2 separate regions of the Mus musculus genome follow, and region 1 is linked to region 2. The links are chromatin contacts, found by Hi-C in ENCODE. All regions are on one chromosome and are shown on one strand. Each heading gives the region's core, a stretch centred on a gene start or an enhancer-like site at or near the end of the contact. The rest is flanking DNA. Distances are from core to core; before and after follow the strand shown. Region 1 holds the start of Spcs3 (signal peptidase complex subunit 3 homolog (S. cerevisiae)). Region 2 holds the start of Zfp42 (zinc finger protein 42).

Region 1 (3,914 bases), core at 937-3,436, about 11 Mb after region 2:
TAATGATGATGATACACTGCCAGGATTACAACCTGTGGCCCTAAAGGAGACTAAGGTTGCCGAGACGTCAATCTGGTGAAGACAGAGACACAAGATAAAGAGAAAATAACTCATCCTGGCTGATCAAAGAAGCTTCATTAGGCTCCATCTGACCAGACAGACAGGTGATAAAACGCTGACATAAGTTGTCATCAGTGGCCCTCTGAACAAACCACTGCAGATGCAACGTCCTTTGAAACATAGGAGGTGTTTGTTTGTTTTCTCTCCTAAGAGATGAGAGATTATTTGAGATTGAAAACAGGCTATTTCTGGGCAGGCTGAGCTCTGGCGAGTTTTTCCTTCTCTAACCAAAATGATTTAACTGTATCTTTTCTTTCCTACCTTCAACTTGCTGTTTAAACGAAGACTTAAGATATACGCACATGACTCCCAGGCTGGGGTGGAGTCATACTCCCTCTTCCCCTTCTCCTACACTCGCATCTCATTTCAAATGTACAGAAAAGGCAATGCCAGGCTTTCTTGAAGGATATCAGCTGTTATATCAAATGTGATGAATCCCAGGTCACTTCTTTCTCTAGGGCCCGTGAAGTCTTCTACATTTTTTCTAGAAGTAAAGATAAAAGTTTTACCATCCCTCACAGTATCACACTAAACGTACACAACTTGAAACAGGAAGGGCTCCTTGTGTGCAGAAGTCACACCCAAGTTTAACAGCGAAATCGTAAACTTAAGAGTAAGCTTTTGTCTGAAAATAAATATTATAATTCAATACAAGAGAAGGCAGTCAGTGGTTTTCATCTGCCTAACGAGGAGCCCTGAGAGAACACAAGGGAAGAGAAAAAAATAAAACTAAAAAGAAAAACGGAAACACAAATACTTTATGCGGAGCAGGCCACAAGATAATCTGGAACGCAGCACCTGATTATAAGCACATGCCATATGTCAGAGCCAACATGCACTTTCCACAATTATCTGAAATCCATACAACAATCCTTCCAGTGACTTTCTTCACTTACAACAAATGTTAACACCTGCGACTGCAAGAAACCTGTTTAAGATCACAATGTTTAATATGTTTCAAGTTTATCTAGGTCACCACAGAAGGTGATGGCAGGGCCGGTATCTAAGCTACGTCTATTTAAATCACCAATAGTACCTAACAAAAAGTGTTGGGGATAAAAATGAAAAATCAAAAGCAGCAGCAGTAGTAAGAGGAGACACTTACTGGTGATTCTGACAAACAAATTAGTAAACCAAGGCTAAAAGAACGGGCAGATTGTAGAGGACAGTTCACACAGAGCATACAGGAATTAAAACCACTGCGTGAAAGATAAAAGTGCCAGAAAAATGGAGGGAAATGCTATAAATAAAACAGGCAGTACGGGAAAAGAACAGTCATTTCGAAATTCTATTTTTAATGTCTCCTAAGACTTATTCAGGTTGCTGGCTAAAGAATGACGTTAAAAATAACAAGAAACTGGGATGTTTAAACCGCCCCTGTGCATCCTGCACATCCTAACTTCAAGGCAGCAGCTGCCAAGTAGTGTGTCCACGAGGGACAGACAGACGTCTTCAGGGACTGTCAAAGAGAACCAACTGGGGCTGGACGTGACACCAGAGCCACCCACCGAGGCGCCTGGATGGACACCCAGGCCAGGGGGGACTGGGGACTGGCTGAGGTCCCCACGCGCGCTTGCAGGCGGGGAGGCGCCGGGCGGAAGCGCGGGTGTGGGTGTGCTGTTGTGTTGCTCCCTCATTGGCCCGGGTGGGTGAGGGACGTGCAGAACAGGAAGGAAGGGGAGCGCTGACCCAGGCCACTCGGGAGACGACCGCGCAGGGCTGGGGTCTGAGGGCCCCGGGACGCGCGTCCGCGGAGTGGACGGCCCGCGGCGAAGCCCTCGGGGACCGCGCACACAGCCCCGGGCGGGGCCGGCCGGCCGGCCGCACTCACAGCATGATCCGCGAGACGTGCAGCCGCACTGGGACGCTCCTGTCTTTGAAGGCGGTGGTGATGAAGCAGCCGAAGGTGAGCGCCGCCATCACGCTCAGCGAGAAGGCGAACAGGGAGTTCGCGCGCGACAGGACGGTGTTCATCGTGGCGACCTTTCCCTCCCGGGCCCCGGCTCCCACACTCGCACTTCAGGCTCTGCTTCCCGCGGCCGACCAGTCCCCGCCCACCCGCGCATCGGGTGCGCACGTCCCGCCCCGCCCCCTTTCCGGTCCTCCGACGGGAGCGCGCACGCTCCCACACCCTCTGGGTCCCACCCACTGGGCGGCCGTGCACGCGCCGGAAGGCGGTGCTTTCAGTGAATCCGCCAATCATCAAAGAGCACGGGGGTTGGGCTTTGCCACGGGGGTGTGGGGGGAGACCCGCCTCCTCCACTGCTCAGTTGTTCCATGGCCTCTGTGGCTTGGTAGGGAAGTAGCATTTTGCGAGTTGACCTTCAGTTAAGTTTATAGGGACAGCGGCCCCTTAACTGTTCTGTGGTAGTCACTTTTCAAAACGCGTGGTCCCAGCTCACCTCTATCAAAGCTGGTAAAGTTGGACATTTTTGGAAAGGAGGAAAAATGAAATCAATCAGGCACCTAAATAGCAGTCAGGGACACCAGTGTTGGTATGCAGCCTTCGCACTAGACAATTAGTCAAATCCCTGTTGCTTTGCTTTCAACAGAGAACCGAACCTCTACTTAAGTTACGTGTTTTATACCACAATCCCAAATATTTCCACTTATCCAAAATAGGTTGTTGTACAACAGCTGCTGTAAACCATGAAACGGTGTTAATGAGAAACTGATATTGATTAAACTCCTCTCAGTCATTACCATGCAATTAATTTTCATACAGCATACAGGCAGGATCATTAAGAATTGCCTAGTGCATATTCTAGGCCTCGAATGGAGAGTGTAACAGAATAGACCCTGGCTCAAATAGAATAGAGCCAATAAATGAAATATGTAGCAGTTATAGTCAGAGTGGTCTTTAGATGTGTTTAAAACCTTGGTTATTCAATCTCTCGGGTAGCCACACTGTATTCAGTGAAGGAAGGTTTTAATAAATAGTTACTGTGCTGCAAGTGAGACACAAAAGTATATTGATCACTTTGTATAAACCCTACTGAGGTTTATAACTGAGTAAAGTTATCAAAATCAAAGCAGCAGCTTAAATTATAAAACAGGTATAAATACTGAGGGATGCTACATAGTGCTAGAGACAAAATGAGGAAGCCATGTATGTGGTGAGACAGAACAAATCAACCCACACACTACCTAGTATTATTACTATAGAGTAACTTAGAGAAAGGATGCCTCTTGTTACAGATGATGAGTGCCAGGATACATGCTATGAAATATACTGAACACTTAGAGGTATATGTAAGACACACCCAATAATCTGTTCCCAGTAGGTAAAGAAGTACCTGTGAAACAAAAGACTGAAGTGTACCTGGGAAAGTAATGGCCTGTTGGATGCTGTGGAGATATTTAATCTCAATTGGGGTCTTAACCCCACCTTTGATCATTCAGTTCCTGGATAAAAAGACACACACAACCTTTATATGTATATTAAACTCTAAGCAGCATAAAAGCTGGGCAGATATCCATCCTCTGTGGTATTAGAATCTACTTTCCTATCAATAACCCAGAGTTTTTACTTACTATGTTTCATGTGGGCTGCTTGTAACTCCAAGCCCACAGGGCCATGACTCCTAACCCTTGTTAACTTTCTCTTCCTCCTTTCCTCTTCTCTCTGCTTGTGCTTCTCCCAACAACAACAACACCCCCTCCCCCAGAGCCCGAGAACCATAAAACCTGCTTATGTCTCTTCTGCCCAGCTATTGGCTGTCAGTATCTTTATTCACCAATGAAATAACTTGGGGGCAAGGTCACACAGCTCACTAGGTTTAGACTCCCTCTTC
Region 2 (3,689 bases), core at 777-3,276:
TTTGTTTTTCGAGACAGGGTTTCTCTGTGTAGCCCTAGCTGTCCTGGAACTCACTCTGTAGACCAGGCTGCTCTGGAACTCAGAAATCCGCCTGCCTCTGCCTCCCAAGTGCTGGCGAGCGCCACCACCTCCCAGCCAATAACTTCTAATTAGTCAAAATAATCCAAAATGCTTACTGGTCAACCCAGATAAAGATAAAATCTAATGGCTTGGGATAAAACTAATGTTTCATTTCTCAAACAGGAATAGAAATACTTCAATCACATGACAATTGTTCACTCAATAGTGAAAAAAACCAAAAACCCAAAAAAAACCCAGTTATCACACACAGAGTCAAGCTTTTATCATGTGGGGCACATAGCTAGTAAACTGTGAATTAACAAAATGGTTTCAGACAGAGAAAAGGGCTCACGAAAAACTTCCGAGTATGCGATGACGTACAGAGGGACACCATCACTCTAAGAACCATCCAGGACCTGTCTCCGCAGACAAAAGTGCTCGCCCCAAAAATACCGTCCCCGGAGAGGTGAGATTAGATCCCCCAAATCCCCGGCTTTAGCAAGCAGTATGCAGACACTGTAAAAAAGAAACTGAATCATGGCTGTAGGGAACCTAGGATAAAAGTTTTAAGTAGGGAAAGAAGCCGAAGTTACTACAGAAGGCCGTCATATTTACTACAGGAGGAAGCCATAGTCACCACAGAAGCAGTCGATCTTTCCCCGCTTTGGTTTTTCGAGACAGGGATCCTTTCTCTAGGCAGCCTGGCCGTCCTGGAAGTTGCTTTCTGGACTTGGCTGTCCTCCAACTCAAAGGGATCCTCCTGCCTCTGCCTCCCGGAGTGCTGAGATTACAGGCCAAGTGAGGCCGCCGGCGCCACCACTCGGTGTTAAGTCGTAATTCTTAGAAAAGTTGGTCGGTAGTATGGCGGCCAGGGTCCAAGTGCAAAGGAGCCTGGGAATTCTACGGAAAGCCATTTGCGTTGCAGTTCAACACCAAAGGAAACCATTATAGGGTGTTAAGTTAAACCACTATTCTGGATCTACTACTAAAGGACAACAGTGAACAGGGAACTCCTCAGGCAATTTGAGAACCAAGCAATCTGAAGGTTGGAATGCAGACTGTAGGAAGCAAGAGGAAGTTCTTTCCGGCTGGATGCTTGATTGGAAAATGGAGTGAGGAAACTGGAAAATTAAGTAAAGAAAATCAGTAATTTAAAAAAAAGCTGTTCTAGCCGGGCGGTGGTGGCGCACACCTTTAATCCCAGCACTTGGGAAGCAGAGGCAGGCGGATTTCTGAGTTCAAAGCCAGCCTGGTCTACAGAGTGAGTTCCAGGACAGCCAGGGGTATACAAAGATACCCTTTCTCGAAAAACAAACAAACAAACAAACAAACAAAAACAAAAACAAAACAAAGCCAAAAAAATGCTCTTCGATTTTCTTTTTCTAGAATAATCTATTGAATTTTATAGAGGTAAGTGGAGAGAAAAGGTAGGTGCCCTGTTACCTCGCTAATTTAAACATTTTCATATAAAATAGATCTAGGGAATTGAGATAAGATAAAAGCACACGAACACTTGGAACAAAATTTGAAACAGAATTTCAAGGAGATTCCAACCTGAATTCCCACTTTCCTCAATGTGCATCTACTGTGCTCCTTAATATGTTTGAAAACGTGATGGCCAATGGACCAAGGTAGCTGGTGATCGATGCAGTCTGAAAGCCAGCATTTATTTGCCAAGATCTTCACCAATTTGGAAGAGTCAAAACTCTAAATTGCTGGTTTTCAAACCCTTCCCTCCTCCCTTTCCTCATAACGAGAAAAAAGACAAATCCCAGCCATTTCATGAAACAGGACTTACCTAATGCCCACAGCGATGCGATGCGCTCTACCTATTTCCTCCTTGGTTTCCTTTCTGAAATCCCAAGAAGAAACTGCCACTCGTACCCAGAGCCACAGTGGAAATCTAGGCGGCTAGGAGTTCAGCTCCTTGGACCCCTCCCTTTTTAGATGGACGAACTCTGTTCCGGCCACACTTACGGAGTAACTAACTCCGAGCTGGGTAGGCTGGAATGCCCAATGAGAAGCGCTCAAGGTGGGTGTGGGCGGGGATGTGGGCGGGCCCCTGGCCCTTCAGGTGACCCACCCAGAGCTGTCCCCTTGTCTTGGGTCGGCGTGGAAGGGTGGGGCAAAGACTCTTGCTCAGTTATGCAAATGCCTCTTCAGAATCCCGATCGCCTGGCCTTGAGACTCAGTCACATCTCAGTACCTCTGTTACAGACTTGTAACCGAATTTACACAAGCAGAGGATGCAGTTTCTACCTACCTACCTACACACACACACACACACACACACACACACACACACACACACCGAAAACTTTCTTTACACTTTCGTCCCATCGCCACTCTAGACCCCAGCCTCTCCCGGACCCCGCTACAAAGTACACTAGTTGCCTGAACTTTTTCCAGCATTAATGTGACTGCTGGATTCCCGCAAAGCAACACAACTCACTTTGAGAGCGTGGGTCATGCAGCGTTCACCACTGACTACAAACGGTCTAGTGAAATTTAATGGTTCGTATAAATACGCCGGGCACCATTAAGACAAAAACCAAATCAATATTTAAGATCCTCTTACATTTAACCTGAGCTTTTCTGTAATTTACTTATCAGGGAGGAATCGGTCATTTATTCTAGGTTTTTTTTTTCTTCTTTTGAATAAAATTCAGTTGTGAGATCGAAAAAAATTTTTGACTGATGAAATTTTGACTATTTATGAAGTGTCTCTCATTCCTCTGAATGGAAGTAGGATAAACCTCCTGTCATCCCCGGAAGTGAGTTTGTGGCTGAAGACAGAACAAGGAACTGCTTTACTCCAGGTTTCCAGAACACTTCATTTAGGCGTTTTAAAAAATGCATTGGCAGCCGGCGTGGTCCACTCGGGAGGCAGAGGCAGGCGGATTTCTGAGTTCGAGGCCAGCCTGATCTACAAAGTGAGTTCCAGAACAGCCAGGGCTAAACAGAGAAACCTGTCTTGAAAACAAAACAAAACAAAACAAAACAAAAAACAAAAAACAAAAAACAAACAAAACACATTGGCAAATTCTCAACAAGTTCTCTGACTGCCTTTGCATGTGAGTGTGTGTGGATGTGAGTGTGTGTGTGTGTGTGTGTGTGTGTGTGTGTGTGTGTGTGTATGACAGAGAGAGAGAGAGAGAGAGAGAGAGAGAGAGAGAGAGAGAGAGAGAGAGAGAGAGAGAGAGGAGAGAGAGAGAGAGAACCCCCCTGGTTACAAAGTGAGGCCCTGTTTCAGTTTCCTCCCTTTTAGGTTATGCTTAGGTTTCAAGGAGAAAGCAGAAGGCCTTTCTTTTGCATTAGGTACTCAGAATCTGAGCCACACCCTTTTGTTATCAGAGCCTTAGCCTGGGCTGTAAAACACTGGACAAACTGGATTAAAGTGTAACTCCTCCTTTGGTAGGTCTCATTCCTATCAGGGTGAGGCTGTGGCAAGGACTCTCAGACTATCTGAGGACTATCCTGTCCAGCATTCGAGTCCTTGTTCCACCTCACACGTCCATTGTTGTTATTAATTTTTGTCCCATTGCAATTTTGCTTTCCTTTCCAAGTCCCTCCCCACACTCCAAAGGAACACTAAACGAACAAACTCATCTGTGGACATAGGAACTTTG

The links. Hi-C counts contacts between places; a loop is a spot of excess contacts on that map.
Region 1: a loop to region 2 is called in a map of T-helper 1 cell, with 31 times the contacts of the local background. The contact joins the promoter of Spcs3 here to the promoter of Zfp42 in region 2. A Hi-C loop is called at or near these places in 2 of 37 maps with a recorded cell type or tissue (T-helper 1 cell and T-helper 17 cell).

What each region holds. Positions count from the first base shown.
Region 1 is chr8:54,527,812-54,531,725 of GRCm38, forward strand. Spcs3 (signal peptidase complex subunit 3 homolog (S. cerevisiae)) reads right to left here and starts at 2,187. Exons shown (of 5, transcript NM_029701.1): 1 at 1,952-2,187; 2 at 531-604. The coding sequence starts at 2,094.
Region 2 is chr8:43,304,983-43,308,671 of GRCm38, forward strand. It overlaps Zfp42 (zinc finger protein 42), which reads right to left and starts at 2,027. Exons shown (of 4, transcript NM_009556.3): 1 at 1,859-2,027.